Regions from separate parts of the Homo sapiens genome. Here region 1 is linked to region 2. A link is a loop called in an ENCODE intact Hi-C map of the cell type or tissue named here. Cell type or tissue: B cell. All regions are shown on one strand. Links, peaks and the distances in the headings refer to the core of each region. The heading gives the core; the rest is flanking DNA. Region 1 overlaps H1-10-AS1 (H1-10 antisense RNA 1). Region 2 overlaps CFAP92 (cilia and flagella associated protein 92 (putative)).

Region 1 (12,026 bases), core at 1,566-9,565, 350 kb after region 2:
CTGTGGCGCAGGGCTCAGAAGACTAATTCTAGACTTTGGGAGCTGGCATAGACTAAGTGGGATCTTCCACTTGCCCTCATGATATGGTAGAGGCAACTGAGGCTTGAGGAGGGGGTTAGCCAGGAGACCAGGACTCAGGCTGGGGTCTTGCAGCCTTCAGGGTGCCTCTTACCCCCACACTGCTGGTCATCCCTTCTGCATTACCCCACCAAGGAAACTGTAGGTGGGGAAGGTCCCAGGTCCTCAACCAAAAAAAATGGCCAAATATGAGAAAAGGAGCTTCTGGAAGTGGCCAGGGCCTAGCAGAGACCAGGGCAAGACCATGTGCCCAGCACCTGAGTCGCGCCCTTCCCTGGGCCTGGCCAGTCTGGAGGAGGCTCTGGCTTGTGAGCAGTGGGGTTTCTGGGGTCGGAATCTGGAAGGGGCTCTGTGGCTGCTGGGCTCTCTCTCTCCTCCTTATCTAGGGGATTGTTCAGTCCTGGGGCTGCAAACACCACCAGTACCCTGATGATGCAGTTCATTTCCCTAGCCCGAGGTCAGCCTCTCTCCCGTGCAGACCCCAGCATCCCGCTCCTCTTGCCACCCTCACCTGGAGCCTGGGTGTGGCCAACACAGACCCTGCTCCTCCCAAACTTTTGCCAGTGATTCTGCCCAGAGACAGGGACTGCTCCCTGATTTCCCTACTCTCTTCCAACCCATGGCTTCCTCCCCATCTACCCCAGAACTGGTCCCACAGCTGCCGAGCCCCCACCCTCTCTACCCTTTCCACCCAGCCTCCTGTTCTGTCCGCACAGCCCCAACACAGAAGTCTGAGTGGTGGGTCCTGGCTCTGCCAGAAGGTCTCTAATGGCTTCTCACCAGACGTAGGGTAAAGTCTCCCAATGCCTTTGCCACTGGCCCCTACCAAGGCTCTGACCGCAGCTCCCCAGCTGAGCACTCAGCCTCATAGCCTTTTTTGCTGCCCACACATACCCAGAGGGTTCTCAGGACCTGGGACTTGCTGGGGTGGCCCCATGGCTGGCTCCTTCCCTGGCCGGCCTCCCTAGACCCCTCCCTAGGGCTCCTACCAGAGCACCCTCCCTGCCTGGCTCACAGCCCCTGCCATCTAGTATGTCCGTTGAGTTGTGGGCTGTGAGCTAAGTGCAGGGTGGGGGAGGTCATGCTCCTAGCTGTACCAAGGCGGGGTGGACACAGTGCGCTCCCGACACAGACACACCTGCAGCAGCAGCGGATGGGAGGATGGGGGTCAGGAGCTCCTGGCTGGGCTCTGACCCGGGCTGTCCTTCAAACGCTGGGTGTGATCCCTTCCCCACCACCACTGCCCAGCCTCAGTCTCCCAGTTTGTATAAAGGGGCTGGATGTATGGAGTCTGAATGATCCAGCTCGACAGTCTGATTCTGGGCTTCCAGACACACACTCACCATTCACACCTACAGTTCACACACACAGACACCTACTCACTCACACTCAGATTTACCTTCACACACGCTCACCATTCACAGCCACAGTTCACACCCACAGACACCTACTCACACATATTTACCCTCACACATGCTCACCATTCACACCCACACTTCACACTCACACTGATACCTACTCAGTCATGCTCACACACACTCACACCATTTACACTTACAGTTGACACACGTACACATCACCTACTCACACACAATTTACCCTCCTACTCACATGCTCACACACCATTCACATAGTTCACATTCATACACACACCTACGCATCCATTCACACATATATGCACACACACTCATACCCACACATTTATCCTCACACATACCATTCACACCCACAGGTTCACACACATTCACCTACTCACACCTGTCATCCTCTCATTCACATGCTCACAAAATGGTCACACAGTTTACCCCTCACACCCACACACTAACCCATTCACACTCACAGATTCGTACACATACACCTACTCAGACACATCATCCACCCATTCACGTGCTCACACACACATGTTCACACAGGCATGTGCCCTTCACACTCATAAGCTCACCATCACATACCCTTCACACCCACAGGTTCACACACGCATTCACATGCTCCCACTCACTTCCCTCACACACATATGCTCACTGATTTACACAGCCACTCGCACTTATACATACTCGCTCACATTCACACAGGCTCACCCATTCACACACACTCGACACATTTACCCTCACATTCACCCACTCACCATTCCCACTCACCAGTTCACATGCACTCACCCAAGCTCACACTTGACCACGGACACACCCTCAAACATAGGTGCTTACACACAAGCCAACACACACTCACCTAGCCATTCATACTCACGTGCACCTATACCTTCACACACATCCTCACATACCCACACAGCTCTACACATACCCACTTTCTTACACATTCACACACATACCTATAGACACATTCAAACACACCCATTCTCACATCCTCAAAAACACCTGTGGCCACTTACTCACTCACACACAAGGTCGATGCCAACTGCAGGGAAAAACGTGGTGTCAGCCAGGGTCTGGCTGGAGGCTCCCCCTGCCCTCGCCCTCTCTGTCCTGTCTTGTTTCTGCCCTCATGTTCTGGGGACCTCGAGACTGACACACACAAACACACATGCCCATGACAGAGGCCCCAGAATCTGGTGGCACCTCGCAAAGCTCAGGCTGCAGTGGGCAGAACCCCTGGCCACCGAGCCAGCTGCAGGGCGCTGCCTCCCTGACCAGACACAAGCTCCCAGCACACACCCCTGCCCACTCCTCATCATCTGCTGGGAGGTCAGCGACCGCACCTCTGCTCCCAGACCAGAGGAAACAACCCTAGAACCCAAGGGGCCAGGACGGTGACACATCTGAGCAGAGAGCCAGTGCCAGTGCATAGAAAGGACACCTGTCACCACTCCATGGGACAGCAGGACTGATGTGCCCTGCACTGACCACGAGGACTCGAGCCCTGTCTAACGCGAGTCCTGCTGGCTAATGCCACGTGCAGGCAGGAAGATCAAAGCAGTGACACGTCCCATGTGATGGGGTTGGAGATACTTATGCCTTGAATTTGAATGTTTTCTCTAAGAGCATATATCTATATATCTATATCTATATACAGATATATATAGCTTTCAAAACATAACTTTTAGAAAAAGAAATGTTAATGAAATTCAAATCTGTATTCCAGAATATTCCAGAATTTATTGTATTTTCTTTTCTCTATTTTTTCACTATTGGTTTTTGTTGGGCTTTTTCCTGATTACAAAAAATGCATTGCTATGATGGAAACCTCAGGAAATAACAGAAATCATAAAGACTGTGATTTAAAGTAGGCCACTAGAGAGTAACGTTAAAAGTAACAGAATGAGGCCGGGCGTGGTGGCTCATGCCAGCACTTCGAGAGGCCATGGTGGGAGGATCACTTGAGGTCAAGAGTTCGAGACCAGCCTGGCCAACATGTGAAACCCTGTCTCTACTAAAAATGCAAAAATTAGCTGGACATGGTGGTGTACACCTGTAGTCCCAGCTACTTGAGAGGCTGAGGCAGGAGAATCACCTGAACCCAGTAGGCAGAGGTTGCAGTGAGCCGAGATTGTGCCATTGCACTCCAGCCTGGGTGACAGAACAAGACTCTGTCTCAAAAAAAAAAAAAAAAGTAATAGAATGGACGAAAAGCCACAATCCTATGGAAACACCAGAGGAATGCACCCAGAAGTGGGGGTCTCATGTAGCTTTATTGTGTACTGATAAGTACTTGTCTTTGGTTGCCATGGAAACGTCAAGATGTTGGGATACAGGGTGATGGGGATGTGAATTTCCACCTCCTGCTGGTTCCACACAGGCACCCATAGTGTGTGGACCCCTCTATCCTACAAGGGGTGAGGGTGCCACACATCACTATGACAACCATGTCATCAGCAGTCTTTCCCAGTCACTGGACCCCCACCCCTCCCTGGGGATCAGGCCACAAAGGTGGATTTTGTGGGAGAGTGGAGAGGAAGTTTCCAGACACCCTGCCACCCTCTCGTTCTCCACAGGGATGGCTTTCCGTGGCTTTGCTACAGCCACTCCTGGAAGTGCTGCCTGACTGAATCCTCAGGGCACCCCGGCAGGATGGACGTGGTGTACCCCCTACTTTACAGATGGGGAAACTGAGGCTTGAGAGCTAAAGCAGCCCACCCAGCTCCCAGAGATGAGGAGGCCGACTCTGGCAGGAGTCACTGTCGGTGCATGGGCATTTCTTCCTGTTACAGCCTGCGGCCCCTTCCAGGCCGGGAGGCCTTCTGCGCAGGGTAGGAAAATGGGAACACCCAGGCCGATTTTCCGATCAGCAAAGCTCTGCTCCCTAAGGCTGATGGGCTTCTTAAAGACAAAGGAAAAAAGAACCCAGGATGTAAGTAGCCCAAACAGGCAAAGGGACACTGGTGGCCCAACTCGACCCATGGCCCTCCTGGGCTGACATTTCTGCCTACAGAGGAGGGCTTCATAGGCCAAGGCACGACGCAGGGGAGACACCAACTTGCCTGGTCCACCACAGAGGTGAGGGCCGCGTCAATGGCCATCTGTCCCCTCTTTAGTGCCCTGACGTGATGGTATGACCCATTCTGGGAGGCCGAGAGCACCTCAAAGAACTCAGCAGGAAGCACAGTTTCAATTCAGAAGTTCTGGAAGGCGAGGCAGGACAGGTGAGAGGTGCTTCTGGGGTGACTCCAGAAAGTCAGAGTTTGGGCAAGAAGCTACAGAACTGAAACCAGCAGCCGGGCCAGGCCAAGGGGCCCCCTGGTGTTCAGCAGCCTCCACTAGCAGCAGACGGGCAGGTCAGGCCCTGGAACAGAGCTCTAACCACTATGGCCTTTGTCCCCACCCAGGGCACCCTCCCTGCATGGCCCGATGACCTGCACTCCTGTTTCATCTCCCCGTGTGGCACCTGGGGCAGCTTGGAGCCTACCAAGGTCTCAACAAGGAACCAGTAAATACCAAAAAAAGGACATCACGTCCCCTACAGCTAACTGCAAATGGTGACCATCCCAGCCCTTGTTTGATAACACAAGCAAAGCAATGGCTTCTTCAAGGACACCGAGAGGAACCTCACCTCTTTCTAAAACCTCCAACACAGGGCCAGGCGCGGTGGCTCATGCGTGTAATCCCAGCACTTTGGGAGGCCGAGGCAGGTGGATCACGAGGTCAGGAGATCGAGACCATCCTGGCTAACACGGTGAAACCCCGTCTCTACTAAAAATAAAAAAAATTAGCCGGGCGTGGTGGTGTGCGCCTGTAGTCCCAGCTGCTCGGGGAGGCTGAGGTAGGAGAATAGCGTGAACCCAGAAGGTGGAGGTAGCAGTGAGCCGAGATCACTCCACTGCACTCCAGCCTGGGCAACAGAGCAAGACTCCATCTCAAAAAACAAACAAACCTCCAACACCACCTGGAAGGGCCTGGAGGCACTCACTGATGAGCCTGGAATTTCTCACAGGGGACAGAGAGGTGGCCAAGGCTCCTGCACATTTCCCCATCTGTCTGACACCCCTTTCCAGAACCAGAAAGCGTGCTGAGCTCGGCCTCTGTCACGCAGGGTTCCAGGTATTTCTGGGGCTCAGCAGGGAGAAGGCCAGGACGTGCTCCCTGACTCTCGGCAGGGCGGGAGAAGAATGAATCCTCTGAGGTCCCCAGCTTGGGGAAAAGGGGGTGGGAGAGTGGCGGGCAGAGACCTCCTCCGTATCCCCCTCTCCTGAAGCCCTGCCGCTGTGGCAGCCCTACAGGGACTACAGGGCTCCAGCCCTACAGGGACTCTGCGGTGGGGCGGGTGTGCAGGCTCACAGGCTCTGGAAATGCCCCAGGATGCCTTGGCAGTGTCTCCCACAGACCCAGGAGCGCCACTAGAAACAGGACCCTTCCTCAGTCATCCTGCATGGGGGCTCCTGTTGCTTTGGGGGCTGCTTTCCAGCAGCTGCGTCAGACAACGACCCACCTCATCCCCCCAGCCAGGACCTGAACAGGCACTGACGTCAGATACGTAGACCTTGTTGCTGAACTTGTCAAAAACTTCAATGGTGATTTCATACAGGCGGCCGGTCTCCAGCACCCACCTATCACCAGGGTGAATGGTGAACCCTAAAACAGGCAGGGGGAGCCTGAGCACTCAGGCCTCAGGGGCAGCAGGGTGGAGGAGGATGGGACCACCACCCTCAGCACAGGGGCCCTCAGCATCCACATGGGAAGCCCCACTCCACCCACCTGTAGGCCCCACACCACCCACCTGCAGGCCCCACACCACTTACCTGGAGGCCCCACACCACCCACCTAGGGGCCCCACAATTATGGCGCTGGCCTCCTCCACAGAGAGGGACCTGTTGCTGAGGAACAGATGCCTGATGCCGCCTTCAGCCCTGAGTCCTGAGCTGACCTCCCGAGGACCAAACCTGGACTCATCCCATTCTATCTGAACAAGGCTCCTTCAAACTTGTTCCTGTTCCTCAGTGGGTCTACACTCAGAATCCTAGCAGCTCTGTCCTTAACACACAGCAGGTCTATGCTCTGAAGTGATAATAGATCTATAGTGTTCACAGTAGAACTAGTCTGAACCTTCAGGGGGTCTGTGCTCTGAGGAGGGATGGACATAGACTCCAAGAAAGTGATGATTCTGGAAAAGGAACGCGTTGTTAAAGTTTGTTGATCAAACCCAGACACAAGGTCTGTCAGAATCTACCACAGCATTCCCTATCAGCCCCTCCCACTGGGGCCAACACTGAAGAAATAAGGGGTGTCCCGTTAGTCAGGGCTGGGGCTACCTAGAGACATGTCCCTGCAGCTTCCTACATCAGATCTGCCCATGTCCTTGTGAAAAATGCAGATGCTTGGCCCCTGGCCCAGGCTGTGTCTGCAAGAAGCCTGGGAAACTCCATTTTATCCACCTGCATACGTGATGGAAACACTGACATGCAAGACCAGCCGCTGAGTCCACACAGGAACAATGAGGCCTGAGAGATGAGGCAACAGGCCCAAGAACACAGCCCAGCCGAGGCCGGACCAGCAGCGCCCTCGCCTCCCTGAGGCTGCCTGCTCCTGTCCCACCTCCCTGGCCTACCACCCAGCTCTGGGGAACGATTCTCCATGACTGGTCCCTTAGCCCTGGGGACCGGACGGCACCACGTCTCACTCTCCCCAGATCCCAGCTTGGGGAGATGTCGGGGACGTGGTGTAGCATGGAGTGTGGGCTGCTGGGCAGGCTGACTTCAGGGATCCTTCCCACGCAGCCTCCCACTTCAGCCTGCATTTACAAACGAGCCCACTGTTCCCCTGCACAAGAGCAATCTGCCGCCATGCTTCCATCTCCCCAGCATCTGCCGGTGCCGGGCCACGCCGTAATTTATTTCCTCGCCTGGTTACTCTAGGTGTCACATGTCAAATTGACCACAAATCCAGGACAATCCAGCTCCAACCTGCCTTGGTGTCTGGGATTTCTGTTATCATTCGGCTCAGGTGCAGAGCTGCCTGGAAGCTTGGGGGGCCTGACATGGCAGGGGACGGGGCTGTCAGAAGGGGACAGGGAACCAGCATCCCCTCAACATCCAACATGCGCCAGGCCCAGAGAGGGGCCCTGAGCGGATCAATCTGCCGAGCTGGGCATGGGATCCCCTCCAGCTCTGTTTCCCAGGGCAGGAGGCTGAGGCTCAGGTGGGTAACGTTCCCTGGCTAAGGCCACAGGCAGGAAGTGACAAGGCCAGGACTGGAATCCAGGTCTCTGACTCTCCGGCTCGTGGTCATAGTTTTACAAAACACCAGAAACTGCAGAGCTGGTCCAGAAAGCTCTGCCTCCAGGAGGGCGACTCAGCTCTCAAAGGCATCAGGACGTGAGGACGTCTGCCTGGAGTCACCGTGAGCTGAGTTCTGGAGAAGGTTGTGATGGAGGAACCACCACGTCCCCATCATCCCCTACGGCCCAGAGCTGGACTTTAATGGCGTAATTGTGGGCGGATCACGAGGTTAGGAGATCGAGACCATCCTGGCCAACATGGTGAAACCCCATCTCTACTAAAAATACAAAAATTAGCTGAACGTGGTGGGTGCCTGTAATCTCAGTACTCAGGAGACTGAGGCAGGAGAATTGCTTGAACCCGGGAGGCAGAGGTTGCAGTGAGCCGAGATTGCGCCACTGCACTCCAGCCTGGTGACAGAGTGAGACTCCATCTCAAAAAAAAAAAAAAAAAAAAAAAAACCAGAAGATGGTAAACTCCCCAACAAAGGACTTATAATTACAAAGGGGTGAGAAGGTGACTTCCCCAGATCAGAAGCAAGTGGAAGAATGGAGTCTCACTTCGGTGATATTCCTGCCAAAGACGCAGTGCTCAGAGCCTGGCCATGAGGGAACAGCAGATAAACCCAAAATGAGAGCTGCTCTACAGATAACCAGACTGTCCTCTTCACAAGTGTCACGGTGTCCAAAGTCAAAGCCCAGGAGGCTGTCCCGGGCTGACAGAGACTAAGAGAAACAGGACACATGCGGCAGGTGACTCAGGGCTGGGGTTTTTCTTTTTGCTGAAAGGGATAAAACTGGGACAAATGGCTGGGCACGGTGGCTCATGCCTGTAATCCCAGCACTTTGGGAGGCTGAGGTGGGCAGATCATGAGGTCAAGAGATCGAGACCATCCTGGCCAACATGGTGAAACCCCATGTGTACTAAAAATACAAAAAGTAGTTGGGCGTGGTGGTGCACACCTGTAGTCCTAGCTACTCGGGAGGCTGAGGCAGGAAATTTACTTGAACCCTGGAGGCAGAGGTTGAAGTGAGCCGAGACTGCACCACTGCACTCCAGCCTAGTGACAGAGGGAGACTGTCTAAAAAAAAAAAAAAGGGCTGGGCCAGATGTGGTGGCTCATGCCTTTAATCCCAGCACTTTGGGAGGCCCAGGCGGGCAGATCACGAGGTCAGGAGATTGAGACCATCCTGACTAACACAGTGAAACCCCGTCTTTACTAAAAATACAAAAAAAAATTAGCTGTGTATGGTGGCGCGCGCCTGTAGTCCCAGCTACTCGGGAGGCTGAGGGCAGAAGAATCGCTTGAACCCGGGAGGTGGAGGTTGCAGTGAGCCAAGATTGTGCCACTGCACTCCAGCCTGGGCGACAGAGTAAGACTCTGTCTCAATTTAAAAAAAAAAAAAAACCGAGACAAATGAGCAAACTCGAATGAGGTCTGAAGATGGTCGGCATCAGTGTTCGTTTCCTAGCACCATAACTGCACGGTGGCCATGCAGGACAACGTCACTAATGGTCGTAAAGCACTTGAAAATCATCAGGGTGATGGGACATGAGGCTGGCAACCGGCTTTCAGGTGAGTGAGGGAAACCTCTTTTTGGACTGCGCTGGCAGATTTTCTACAGGCCTGAAGTTTCTGCAAAAGGAGACTCAAACATGAAAATGAAACTTTAAAAAAAGGCATCGTGCTCTTTAAAAATCACATAGCAAAACTAGAGGCAAGCAGCACAGTCAGACCTGGGGCCTGCACCAGCGCCGGCCAAGGACCGGTGTAGCTCTGCTCCTGCCCTGTCCCACAGGTGGCAGCACTCGCCGTGCAGCCAGTGAACCCTGGACTGGAGGCTTATGCATCTCAGGAACTGAACTGCTCAATTTCTTTTCTTTTCTTTTCTTTTTCTTTTTTCGAGACAACGGAGTCTTGTTCTGTCGCCCAGGCTGGAGTGCAGTGCTATGATCTCGGCTCACTGCAAGCTCCGCCTTCAGGGTTCACGCCATTCTCCTGCCTCAGCCTCCTGAGTAGCTGGGACTACAGGTGCCTGCCACCATGCCCGGCAATTTTTTTTTTTTTGTATTTTTAGTAGAGACGGGGTTTCACTGTGTCAGCCAGGATGGTCTTGATCTGACCTCGTGATCCGCCTGCCTCAGCCTCCCAAAGAGTTGGGATTACAGGCATGAGCCACTGCACCCGGCCAAACTGCTCATTTTCTAACTACACGTAAATAGCCCTGGGGCCCGTGGCTCCCACATGAGAGTGCAGATCCACATGGATCTGAGTTCAGACTCCAGCTCTGCCCTCCCCGAGCTCAGACAAGCGGCTTGGCCTCTTCAGGTCTCAGCCTCTACGACTACTCAATGGAGAGCACAGTGGTGTGCAAGCTCACGTGGCTGCTGGGAGGATAACACAGGTCAAGAAGTTTAAGGCATCCATCTCACAATGGGTCTGTCTACACCACTGTGGGCGACTTAGCCTGTTACACCTGAGACCGGCGGGCACAGCTGGCCCATGCCCCAGCAGAAACCTGGCTGCCCTTTAACTGGTCCCCCAGTTACGAGGACAGAACATGAAGGTTCTGCTCCAAGTCCTGAAAGTACAGAGGGAGGGGCCGGGTGCGGTGGCTCACGCCTATTATCCCAGCATTTTTGGAGGCCGAGGCAGGCGGATCACGAGGTCAGATCCAGACCATCCTGGCTAACACAATGAAACCCCGTCTGTACTAAAAATACAAAAAATTAGCCAGGCATGGTGGCATGCGCCTGTAATCCTAGCTACTCAGGAGGCTGAGGCAGGAGTATCGCTTGAACCCAGGAGGCGGAGGTTGTAGTGAGCCGAGATCGTGCCATTGCACTCCAGTCTGGGCAACAGAGAGAGACTCCATCTCAAAAAAAAAAAAAGAAAAGAAAGTACAGAGGGAGAGGGCCGACTTCTCACCCAGCACCCCGCACTCACTAGATGGACTTTGCCTCCAAGATCAGGTATCTGCCTATGAGAGAGTTGTGTCTCACCAGATTCCTTCCCCTGGAGGTCAACACCCAAAAGTCAAACCAAAATCTTTTGTGTATCATTCCCAAGAGGTGAAACATAATCAAAGGCTCTGAAGTTTGCTGTGGCAAAGGCAGGAAAGATCTGGTGCTTTGAGAAAGACCATCTTTAAATACTATGATGGCAAACACAGCACACTCAGAGCCCAGAGGCACCATCTCTGTATGCCGTTAAAATACAAAAAGAACAAATCAGATTTTACACATTTATTTCTGATTTCACAGCTCCCTTCCAAGGCTTCATAGCCTCAAGTGTAACCCTCGTGCTCCCCAGCAGCCTCTCCCATTGGGTCCTACCTGGAGTGGAGTCCCCTACCTCCCGTCTTCATCCTCACTGCTGCGTGCACCACATGGTGTCCAGGGGCCACAAACATCAGCAAGAAGGGTATTCCAGAGAGTGACTCACCCATCCCTCCTACTCCATTGAGGTCACATTAGATGACACAAGATCATGCTTCTCTGTCCTCTGGGCTCTCTTACCCTCCCTGGGCTCTATGGAGTTCGAGACCATCAATGAGGCGTTGCTGACAATTGTAAACCATCAAGTGAGAAGGTCTCCTTTCCTCCTCTCACTTCCCCATTTTTGCTGCAATGTTACAGCTCTCGCTACAGACTTACCTACCTGGAATTCTAACCGTGATGGAAACATTGTGAGGTAGATGAGCTCATTCAACAGACCTGGGCTGGGCTCAGAACAGCTACCCAAGTGTTCTGTGCAGAGGGAAATGCTCTCTGTGCTGTTGAGTGCTATGGTCAGTGGCAAATAACTCCTAGGGACACATGAAATGTGGCTGTTGAACACAGTGTTTTCTTGCACTCTAATTAATTGAATGGATTAATTAAGTTAGTAATAAGGAGCACCTCCCGGTAGTGACTGCCACACAGAAGAGCGCAGCTTCAGAGATATAAAGATGAAGAAGACATGATTCTTCTACCCTGGTGTTTCCTTGCAGAGTAGGTGTCTGCTCTGATCCAATCATCCATTTATGGGAGCTTCCTGGGCACAGGTACAGGGGCCAGGCCCTCTGTGAGGCCTGGGGATGCTGCAACGGGGAGGACAGCATCCAGGTCGAGGGTTCCCAGCAGGGGCTGCACTTGTACACAGAGGTGAAAAGCACGGACCAGCAAACCCTGTCCAGACAGGATCAGAGCAGCAGGGACAGAGGGGATGGGGACAACTTACTGTCTTCAGGAGCCCACGCTCATCTCCTCTGACCCTGGATCAGAGCCCGAGAAAGCACCTGGA
Region 2 (12,026 bases), core at 1,491-9,490:
GGCAGGACTATGCTGAATCTCCTTAGGCACTCTCTAATCAGATGTCCTAGGTCCTCCCAATTCTTAGACCTTTTATACCTGTTTTTCTCCCTCTCTTATTCCATTTAGTTTCTCAATTCATCCAAAACCATATCCAGGCCATCACCAATCATTCTATACGACAAATGTTTCTTCTAACATCCCCACAATATCACCCCTTACCACAAGACCTCCCTTCAGCTTAATCTCTCCCACTCTAGGTTCCCACGCTGCCCCTAATCCCGCTTGAAGCAGCCCTGAGAAACATCGCCCGTTCTCTCTCCACACCACCCCCCAAAAATTTTTGCCGCTCCAACACTTCAACACTATTTTGTTTTATTTGTCTTATTAATATAAGAAGGCAGGAATGTCAGGCCTCTGAGCCCAGGCCAGGCCATCACATCCCCTGTGACTTGCACGTATACATCCAGATGGCCTGAAGTAACTGAAGATCCACAAAAGAAATAAAAACTGCCTTAACTGATGACATTCCACCATTGTGATTTGTTCCTGCCCCACCCTAACTGATCAATGTACTTTGTAATCTCCCCCACCCTTAAGAAGGTTCTTTGTAATTCTCCCCACTCTTGAGAATGTACTTTGTGAGATCCACCCCTGCCCACCAGAGAACAACCCCCTTTGACTGTAATTTTCCATTACCTTCCCAAATCCTATAAAACGGCCCCACCCCTATCTCCCTTTGCTGACTCTCTTTTCGGACTCAGCCCGCCTGCACCCAGGTGAAATAAACAGCCATGTTGCTCACACAAAGCCTGTTTGGTAGTCTCTTCACACGGACCCGTATGAGAATGACCACATTTCTCATGTGGGGCCATCAGGAGGACTAGAGGTGGCATGTGACGGGCAGGTGGGTGGAAGGGGAGGAGCTCTAAACTCCATGGGTCCGGCTCATTCTTACCTCTAGTTCCTGAATGGGTACAGGCTGTGATGGAAGGCAGGAAGCACACTTGATCTTTATGGTCAGGGGATTTAAATCCTGCTTTTGCTCCTCGGTCATGATCGGAACTTCTGTTTTTAAAGTCAAAAGGCAATCTAAAATGTTGGCAGACTTCTCACTGCCACGACTCACGACAGTTTGCCATCCTGGGGGAAATACACCCAGCATTAGACCTTTCCTCCCGACACCCCCAAGACACGCACAGAGGGATCAAGCAACCTGAGATGAGCCAATGATAAAATCACAACCCAAAAGTGAAAACTTTAATTAAAAAAAAAAAAGAAAAGAAAGAATTGGGAAACACCCACAGGCAGCATGACCTGTGCTAGTTTCTCAAACTGAGGTCCCGTAAATTCTCTAGAATTGAATTTGTGTGACTTAATCTTGATGACATCTTTTAAGAAGTAATACAAGTATTTCCTGAATCATCTAGGACACAATAGGAACACCTATGTGTGGGTGCCACTCCCAGACAGTCTGATTTAATTGGTCTGGGGTGTGGCCTCCACAATGGGAGGTTTAAAAGCTCTCCAGGTAACTTGAAAACCAACGTTCTAAACCTGTGCTATCCACTATGGTAGCTATGGGCCATAGGTAGCTACTTGAATTGTAACTAATTAAAATTAAATAAGATATAAAATGCACTTCCTTCCCCACACAAGCCGCATTCCAAATGCCCAGTACCCTCATGTGGCTATGGGCTCCTGTATGGGTCAGCAGAGAGCCTGGCCATCGTTGCAGGAAGGCTACTGGATGGAGTGCTCCAGGCAGTTCTCCCACCAAGGACATATCATGCCAGTGTGTACATTTGGTACTCAGTGGGTTGCTTCATCTGTTGTGATTTGATGAGGAAAGCACAGATACTGATGTAGAACACAACTGGCACATCTGAGCCAAATACAAGCGTGCATACCTCCCACCAGGGTGGTTTTGCACTAGTGCGCCTCGCAAAAAGGGTGGGTGAATTGAGCCATTGCAAGGCATATAGGTAGCTGTCAGAGCTGTCAGAATGCTTTTTCTTTTTTTTTTTTTTTTTTTTGAGACAGAGTCTTGCTCTGCTGCCCAGGCTGGAGTACAGTGGCACGGTCTTGGCTCACTGCTAGCTACGCCTCCTGGGTTCACGCCATTCTCCTGCCTCAGCCTCCCAAGTAGCTGGGACTACAGGTGCCCGACAACATGCCTGGCTAATTTTTTGTATTGTTAGTAAAGACGGGGTTTCACCGTGTTAGCCAGGCTGTTCTCGATCTCCTGACCTCGTGATCCACCCGCCTCGGCCTCCCAAAGTGTAGGGATTACAGGCGTGAGCCACCACACCCAGCCCAGAATGCTTTTTCTATAAAAGGTATCCATGTATTTCACCAGTCAGAGATGTACTAGGTAAGGAAAAAACAAAACAAATAAACAAAAAAAATCACCTCAAGTTTTGGAGGCAGGATTGACCTGGGTTTGAATCCCAGATCTGACTCTTTGTCATGTGATAAGCTAGAGTCTCCAAGGCTCAATTTCATCTTCAAAATGGGGATAGACACCACCTTCCTTGGGTTTAAAGGATTAAGAAAGATGATATATGAGATGGTGCTCAAAAAGATCAGTCTATTCCTTTCAACATGCCTGTAAATGTATTTCTAGGGCATGTAAAAGCCAAGTCGCTCACATTCAGAAAGAGTAGGCACTTCTAAAACAAGTCCCGGGCCAGGTGTGCACAGCCATCTGCACAGGCTGTGAACAGAGGCGTGCACAGCTCCTGGGGGTAGCCCTCATGCTCCCGCAGGATCCTCTTTAACAAAGCTGATTCATAAAAGCTGTCACCCATTACGCCTGTGTTCTATAATTTTGTGAGCCTTTTCACATGAAAGACTACCCAAGGGTAGGCCGGGTACGGTGGCTCACGCCTATAATCCCAGCAGTTTGGCAGGCCGAGGCAGGCGGATCACCTGAAGTCGGGAGTTTGAGACCAGCCTGACCAAAATGGAGAAACCTCGTCTCTACCAAAAATACAAAATCAGCCGGACGTGGTAGCGCATGCCTGTATTCCCAACTACTCAGGAAGGCTAATGCAGGAGAATCGCTTGAACCCGGGAGGCGGAGGTTGCGGTGAGCTGAGATCGCGCCATTGTACTCCAGCCTGGGCAACAAGAGCAAAACTCCGTCTCAAAAAAAAAAAAAAGACTACTCAAGGTAGAAGGAATCCCCATTGCAAAAATAAAAATAAAAAAAAAGTGCTCAAATCATCAGAGTCAGGGAGACATACACCAGAACAGAATTCCAGGCTGCGGGCTCACAGCCTCCACACTGCTGACAGTTGGGGCAGACCATTCTTTGCTCAGGGGACAGTCCTGTGCATTATGGCATGTTTAACAGTATCTTACTAGATGCCAGTGGCATCCCACTCTCAGTCGTGCCAACCAAAATGCCTCCACACACAGCCAAGTGTCCCCAGCAGACACAAGCCCCCTGAGTTAAGAGCCCTGGTTAAGAGTGGAATGGTGTAAGGGAATGTTTGTGCTCCTCCAACAGCCAGTCCCAAACATGCGCTAATGTCATTTCATCCTTAACCTTGTGTGGTTGCTGTCATCTCCACATTACAGATGGGGGAAATGAGGCCCAGAGTTCTGACGCAATCATCCAAGGTCTCTTAGAAAATACGTTGTAGAACCAGCATCCAAACCAGTTCTGTTGGGCTAAGTGGGGCCCCTCCGCTATGCAATACTATCCTTTTAAAATAAGAGCTCATTCCCAGACACAGAATCTTTCTAGAATCTTACTGGGTTACTAGCCAACCAATATTTACTAATAAGGTATACATACATGATCTATGGCCTAATTTGAAATTGAAGATGATTACCAAAAATAATTATGCTGGGCTTACAGTAAATAATCTTATGCTATTAGTTTCTGGCAAAACCAGACATACAACTGGCCTGCTGAGCTGACCCGTTCTCTGTCGATGACCATAGGCTATGTCATGGGTATAATGGAGCGGCCCACACACATGGCCTCAGGACAGCTGCTGCCTCCACACCTGCACCCCCTGGGTCCCACTGTGCTAGCAGTTTACACACGTCAGCTCCTGTGATCCTTAAAACAACGCTCTGAGGTAGGAGTAATCACCCCCATTTCACAGAGGAGGAAAGTGAGACTCAGAGAAAGTAGGTAACTTGCTGGTAAGTGGCTGAGCCATGATCAAAGTGTTTTGGTCACCAAAGTTCTTACATGTGAACCCCTGCACTGTACAGCATTGTACATGACGGGGCAGGTTATAGAGAGGGGAGGCTAGGTCCAGTGCGGTAGCTCACGCCTGTAATCCCAGCACTTTGGGAGGCTGAGGCAGGTGGATCACTGTCAGGCCTCTGAGCCCAAGCTAAGCCATCATATCCCCAGTGACCTGCATGTATACATCCAGATGGCCTGAAGCAACTGAAGATCCACAAAAGAAGTGAAAATAGCCTTAACTGATGACATTCCACCATTGTGATTTGTTTCTGCCCCACCCTAACTATCAATGTACTTTGTAATCTCCCCCACACTTAAGAAGGTTCTTTATAATCTCCCCCACCCTTAAGAAGGTTTTTTTGTAATTCTCCCCACCCTTGAGAATGTACTTTGTGAGATCCACCCCCTGCCCCCAAAACATTGCTCTTAACTCCACTGCCTATCCCAAAACCTGTAAGAACTAATGATAATCCCACCACCCTTTGCTGACTCTCTTTTCAGACTCAGCCTGCCTGCACCCAGGTGAAATAAACAGCCTTGTTACTTACACAAAGCCTGTTTGGTCTCTTCACACGGACATGTAAGACAATCACGAGGTCAGGAGTTCAAGACCAGCCTGGCCAAAATTGTGAAACCCCATCTCTACAAAAAATACAAAAATTAGCCTGGCATGGTGGCATGCGCCTGTAATCCCAGCTACTCTAGAGGTTGAAGCAGGAGAATTGCTTAAACCTGGGGGGGCAGAGGCTGTAGTGAGCCGAGATCGCGCCACTGCACTCCAGCCTGGGCGACAGAGCAAGACTCCATCTCGAAAAAAAAAAAAGAGAGAGGGGACCATGTCCTGGCTTCATTCTGCTGGAAACAGTCATGCCAGGCAGGCCCAAATGGTTGAACTTCTTTTTCCTCTCACAGTAAAATCCAAAGCGGGGCAGGTCCCATGGTACGCTCCCCCAGGAGGATCATGGGTTCCTCCTTGGGACTGTAGGACGAAGGAAGCAGCTAGCAAAGGCGTTCGCTCAAAGCTACTGTGTGCAATAGGTATGCTGGAGGGTCAGGCTGGAGCGTGGGGTGGGGTAAGACCCTCTGAAAGTTTACTCTCTGTCACTGTTGCCTCTCAAGAGGTTCTGATGCTACGAGAAAGTGAAGGTGATCAGGAAGGACAAGCTGTAGGTGAAGTATCATTTTCAAAAAGTCATTTAAAACTGCAAACTGCCAAATGCGGCAGCTCATGCCTGTAATTCTAGAACTCTGAGAGGCTGAAGCAGGAGGATTACTTGTGACCAGGAGTTTGAGACCAGCCTGGGCAACATAGCAAGACCTTGTCTCTACAGAAAATAAAAAAAATAGCCAGGTGTGGTGGTGTGCACCTGTAGTCTTAGCTATGCGGGTGGCAGAGGCGGGAGGCTTGCTTCAGGCTGGAGTGAGCTATGATCATGTCACTTACACTCCAGCCTGGGTGAGAGAGCAAGACCCTATCTCAAAAAAAAAAAAAGTGCAAACTGAAAAGTTAATAGCACTTTCTCAAACTGAATTGACACCAACCCAAGAGCGCGAGAGGAGGATGACGACTGGCACCTGTGGAACTGAACTGGAGGCTCTGACTTACGGGGTTTTTGCCCCCTTCTCTATGAATGCTGGTTCCAGCTCAGAAAAGACCAACGCACGCGCTTCTGCAGAGTAGCCAGGAGAGGGCGCACAAGACACGTGATGGCAAAAAAACGAACAAAGTCTGAATTTTCTCTAAAAAGAAAAAAAAAGGGGGGGAGTTCACCCCATATTACTCTTTTTTGGAACAAAGCAACATAATTTTACCAAAATATATGCTGAGCTTTCAATCATCAAAACATATTGATATAATATTTAGTTATGATTTACCAGTATGTATAAAGTCCAGTTCATAAATTGTGGTAGATCTTATAAAGCAAAATAATTAAATCCCTGTTTGGCCACTGAGCTGTGTGGGATTAGGAAAGTTACTTAACCTCTTTGAGTTCTTTTCCTCACTGAAAAAAATGGTAACTATGATAACCACCACAGCCACCACCACACCACAGGTTGGCTGAGTGGGTCAGAATTTGGTCTGAGAAGTAAGTGATGTGTCACACGGGAAGTGCCTGCACCCAGAGGGGCTCAGTCAAAAAGGGTTCCCTTTCCTCATTCCCTTTACTAGATGTTTTTGTAAAAATCTGTAGGAAAGCATTTATTAAAAGCAGCATCTTCTTAACAAACACAATGATGACATTTAATATTCCCATAGGCTTCCTTGGATTTTGGAATCAAACAGAGCTGGGTTCAAGTCCAGGCTTCACATTTCCTAGCTGTGTGATCTCAGGCAAGGTAGCTACCCTCTCTGGGCCTTTGTTTCCCCCTGTACTATGAAGCCAATTCCCCTGAGTTTCCTGAGGTGGCTGTGAGGATGAAATGAGGTGGCACGCAGCAGGGTTGTCATTAGGAGCATCCGCTTATGGCCGTTCTGGCCACAAGACAAGCAGGAGCTGCTGGGAACAGGGCAAGCAGTGGGTACCGGCAAGGAGCGGCATGACGGCCAGCTGGATGGAGAAAGCGCTCTGCTTCCTGGGGCCTGTCAGCGTGGGGTCTGCCTCTTCTTCTGCCAGGGGCTTCTTATGTCTCCTCTGGATTTTCCTTCTTCCCTCTGAATCTTTCCCTTTAACTGTGAAATCAAACAAAGGAGATGAGCATTAAGAGGAGACTGTATCTGAGCTGCCATATGTGGACCTGAACATGCTACAGAGATTCAGGAAGGTTCTGGAAGCTCCTAGAAGGCAGGGGTTATTCTTTGTGTGACTGCCTCTTCCCAGCAACCAGAAGTGGTGGCTAAATATAGATGGCAGGCCCGTTGCCAGTTATATGTAGTAATAGGGTGAGGGCCTCTCATTCCCCGCCTCTGCTAACTGAGAACACAGACAGAAGAGAACTAAGGTCATCATGACAATGATGCCATAACACACTCAAGGCTCTCTTCCAGTCAGCTCTTAATGTCAGTGCAGGGTGGACGGTGGGCTTTTTTAAGAGACCCTGCTCTTAAACAAACAAAAGCCCACAGTCTGAGCCTCAGTAACCTCACCTGTTATATGAGGGCAACAGCACCTGCCTTCTAGGACACTGAGAAGAGGAAATTAGCAACGCTACATAAAACACTCAGCTCAGTGCCAAGCTCAGACCAGAAGGAAAAGGAGATGAGAACACATATAAATCTACGGTCATCAAGACAAGACCAATGGGACAGACGAGAAAGCCCAGGAACAGACCCAAACACATAGGGGAACCTAACAGATGCCAGAAGTGGCATTTCAAATCAGTGGATAAGTTATATTGATTATCCATATGGGAGCAAATTAAGTTATTGAATTACTTCACGGCATATACAAAATGAATTCCAGACTAAAAGTATAAAACAAAAACTTTAAAATCATCAGAAGAATATCTAGGAGACTATACTGACATCTGGATGAAGGATTTCTTTCTTTTTTTTTTTTGAGACGGAGTTTCACTCTGTTGCCCAGGCTGGAGTGCAATGGCACGATCGAGGCTCATTGCAACCTCTGCCTCCTGGGTTCAAGTGATTCTCCTGCCTTAGACTCCTGAGTAGCTGGGACCACAGGCGCGTGCTACCACGCCCAGCTAATTTTTGTATTTTTAATAGAGATGAGGTTTCACCATGTTGGCCAGGCTGGTCTCGAACTCCTGACCTCAGGTGATCCATCTGCCTTGGCCTCCCAAAGTGCTAGGATTACAGGTGTAAGCCACCGCACCTGGCCTCTTTTTTCTTTTTTTTAAGAGGTGATGTTTCGCCCGAGTGTGGTAACTCACTCCTGTAAACCTGGCACTTTGGGAGGCTGAGGCAAGTGGATCGCCTGAGGTCAGGATTTTGATACTAGCCTGGCCAACATGGTGAAACCCCATCTTTACTAAAAATAAAAAATTAGCCAGGTGTGGTGGCGGGCATCTGTAATCCCAGCTACTTGGGAGGCTGAGGCAGGAGAATCACTTGAACCTGGGAGGCAGAGGTAGCAGTGAGCCCAGATCGCGCCATTGTACTCCAGCCTGGGCTACAAGAGCGAAACTCAGTCCTTGAAAAAAAAAAAAAAAAGATAGAGAGATGATGTTTCACTATGTTGCCAAAGCTGGCTATGAACTCTGGGCTCAAGTGATCATCCCCTCAGTCTTGCAAGTAGCTTGGACTACAGGCGTGCACCAGCATACCCAGCTGAGGAAGGATTTCTTAAACATTCGTGAAAGTATAAACTAGAGAGGAATAGTTAAATAATTGGTGTACAAAACAAGATAACATAAATCAAGTCAAACGATAAGTTATATACCCCTGTCTGTGAGGATTACCATGCATATAACTGGCAATGTACAATTATCCAGATGTAAACACAAAGCTGGCAGATCAGTAAGACAATTTTTTTTAAACTAACAGAAAAATAAGCAAAGATATGAATAGGAAAATCACAGAAGAGTGTGACCAAATAAGCCTATGCAATGCTGCTCAGCCTCACCAGGAGTCAGGAACTAAACCATGCCCGTGCAGACCGGGGAGAACAGCAATCCTCAGGACTGCAAGCAGGGGGGAACAGATGCCGCCTGAGGCCGGGCCCGGTGGCTCACACCTGTAATCCCAGCACTTTGGGAGGCCGAGGCAAGCGGATCACCTGAGGTCGGGAGTTCAAGACCAGCCTGGCCAACATGGAGAAACTCTGTCTCTACTAAAAATACAAAACTAGCCAGGCATGGTAGCACATGCCTGTAACCCCAGCTACTCGGGAGGCTGAGGTAGGAGAATTGCTTGAACCCGGGAGATGGAGGTTGTGGTGAGCCGAGATCGCGCCATTGTACTCCAGCCTAGGCAATAAGAGCAGAACTCTGTCTCAAGAAAAAAAAAAAAAAAAGAGAGAGATGCTGCCTGGAGAGTAAACCACTAGCATCTAGCAATGGGGTCGAGGCTCACAGCCTGTGTCCCAGGGGTCCCACTGGGCCAATGCCGTGGACTCACATGTGTGCCCAGATGCTCACCATGGCAGTGCTGGAGAGCAAGAAATTGGAGACAACTCAGATCCCTGGCACGGGGACTGTGTGCATGCAGGACGGTCCACCCATAACACATGGCAAAATGCTAACACCTAAATTGTGAATATGTAGTTGTTGCATTTTCATGTGAACTTTCCTATCTTTATTTCAAAATAAAAAGAACGGTTTAAAAATCTCATTAAATGCTTAAAGCACATTTTTAAAAAGAGTGACACTTTTAATCCGGAAAAGACAAAAGTCAGGAGTTGAGAGGCATTCACATGTGAAAGTGTGACTTAGTCTTTGTGGACCGTAGGAATAGGAATGAGTTTTCTTCAACTGTGTCTCCAGCACCCAGCAGAGAGCCTGGCTCAAGCAGTCACTTCCCTCTGCAGCCATAGACTGTTGCACTAGAACCAGGCCAGTGTCAGGAAACAACAGATTAACTGATGGAGAGATGAGGAAATGATCTGTAGCAATTATAGCTAAAAGGACGTGAAATGGCCCATCCCAGGAGGCAGCAGTATACCCACTGGCTCTAGATTTTCCCACCTCACACTGGAAACACAACTTCTTAATGAGAAACTGGTGAGGGGATCTAAGCTGAGAATGAGGAAGTTGATTTAGTGGCTTCTGAGGGTTCTGCTCTCTTGACAGTATGTGAATAAGATTACATGCTTCTGCATGAACGGATCCCATAACACAGGATGCTGTGTTCTTCATTCCACCATAAGAGTGAACACTAGGCCAGGCACAGTGGCTCACGCTTGTAATCCCAGCACTTTGGGAGGCTGAGGCAGGCAGATCATTTGAGATCAGGAGTTCAAGACCAGCCTGACCAACATGGTGAAACCCTGTCTCTACTAAAAATACAAAAATTAGCTGGGTGTGGTGGTGGACGCCTGTAATCCCAGCTACTCAGGAGGCTGAGGCAGCAGAATTGTTTGAACCCAAGAGGCAGAGGTTGCAGTGAGCCAAGATTGCGCCATTGCACTCCAGCCTGGGCAATAGAGTGAGGCTCCCTCTCAGAAAAAAAAAGAAGAGAAGGCCAGGCGTGGTGGCTCACGCCTGTAATCCAGCACTTTGGGAGGCCGAGGCGGGCAGATCACGAGGTCAGGAGATCGAGACGATCCTGGCTAACATGGTGAAACCCCGTCTCTAATAAAAACACAAAAAATTAGCCAGGCGTGGTGGCGGGCGCCTGTAGTCCCAGCTATTCGGGAGGCTGAGGCAGAAGAATGGCGTGAACCCGGGAGACAGAGCTTGCAGTGAGCCGAGACTGCACAACTGCACTCCAGCCTGGGTGACAGAGTGAGACTCCATCTCAAAAAAAATAAAATAAAATAAAATAAAAAGAGTAAATACTTTATCTTTCAAGGAGAGTCTTTCCATAAACATGATTCTTTTATGCCTCCCCAACATACCACGTACCTACCCATACCACAACATCTATCACAAAGAATTGTAATTCTTTATTTGAAAGTCTCCATTAGATATTAGAGATTTTCATGTTCCCCATATGCACAACACCATGGGTCAAAAATATTGATGGAATGGAATGGATGATGAGGGTGAGTGAATGACATGAGAAGAAATGGAACAAATGGATGGATGGATGGAGATGGATGGATAGGGATGGATGGATGGATGGATGGATGGATGGATGGATGGATGGATGAATAAATGGAATGGGTGGGTGGACAGATGAATGGATGGGGATGGATGAATGAATGGATGGATGAATAGAGATGGATGGATAGATGGGGATGGACAGATAGATGAATGGATGGATGGGGATGGGTGGATGGATGGATAGACGGTAAGGATGGGATGCATAAGTTGAAAATGTATACAGTACTCTTACTTTTGAGAAACATTTTGTCAAATATGCAAGAATCTCATTGAAGTATCCTGAATTTAAAATATTTCATAATTATTCCAAGTCTAGTTATATTATAAAATTCCCAAATCCTATCCTAACTTACTTTGAGACCTTTGTCTGTCTAATATGTTTGTTAAGCTGCTAAGTGATTCACTCTCAATTAATTCCTTGATCTCCATCATGCTTGCTCCTGCCAAAGAAATGGTTGGTGTTCTTGAAACACTCCATCTAGAAAATTCACAAAGAGAAAAATTAATGAAGGTGAAAAAAATCAGGGGCCAGATCTGAGAATCTATTTACTGATGGACTAAATGAGAGCAGATTTTTTAAAAACCTCATAGTGCATTCCTCTAACCCAGTGCTTCTCAGTTTTCAATGTGCCTGTGAGTTACCTAGGGATTTTGTCAAATAAAATGTAGACTCTGGTTCAGTAAACCAGGGGCAGGCCTGAAATTCTCCATTTCTACCAAATCCCCCCTAATGCTGACACACTTGGTCTGCATTCAAGATACTAACAAACTCAAAAATATGATGGAAAATAATATATTTTAATAAAAATAACCCAAACTATAAAACATCTAAGAATTCACTTATAGGAATTATCCACAACATTTATAGGCAGAACAAATGAACTCTATTAAAGGACATAAGGGGGGTCTGAACTGAGTGAAAGGATATATACCATGATCATGGATGAGACACCTTAACAATGTAAAAATGTCAATTCTTCCCAAATTAATCTATATATTCAATACAAAAACAATTTTTAAAAATCAAAATTGCTTAAAGACATGTTCTCTCGGTTCTTCTCATTCCATTTCCCAAAACCACCAGCTGAGCTTCCATTCTCTCCCTTGTCCCCATAGCATCCAAGGAGTCTCCTTCTCCAGACCCTTCTTGGGCTACCAGAGACCCTAAGAGCAA

The links. Hi-C counts contacts between places; a loop is a spot of excess contacts. Peaks named below come from ENCODE experiments on the same cell type or tissue, not always from the same donor. Only the 100,000 strongest peaks of a DNase experiment are listed, where the experiment ranks them.
Region 1: it touches region 2 in a loop (36-fold over the local background); 14 of 110 quality-filtered maps call a loop at or near these places.

Annotation. Positions count from the first base shown.
Region 1 is chr3:129,319,326-129,331,351 of GRCh38, forward strand. H1-10-AS1 (H1-10 antisense RNA 1) reads left to right here. Exons shown (of 5, transcript NR_026991.1): 4 at 4,025-4,279; 5 at 4,856-5,244. It also overlaps the pseudogene NUP210P3. Among named protein-coding and RNA genes, the nearest start is that of H1-10, 9.1 kb to the left of the region's middle. RefSeq lists an enhancer at 9,379-9,438. In B cell, for the core only: CTCF peaks have their summits at 4,779 (motif pointing left) and 9,564 (motif pointing right); DNase peaks (open chromatin) are centred at 4,756 and 9,546.
Region 2 is chr3:128,964,574-128,976,599 of GRCh38, forward strand. It overlaps CFAP92 (cilia and flagella associated protein 92 (putative)), which reads right to left. Exons shown (of 16, transcript NM_001394090.1): 7 at 11,206-11,330; 8 at 6,714-6,860; 9 at 938-1,122. Among named protein-coding and RNA genes, the nearest start is that of CFAP92, 23 kb to the right of the region's middle. RefSeq lists an enhancer at 1-558. In B cell, for the core only: CTCF peaks have their summits at 5,873 (motif pointing right) and 6,084; a DNase peak (open chromatin) is centred at 5,858.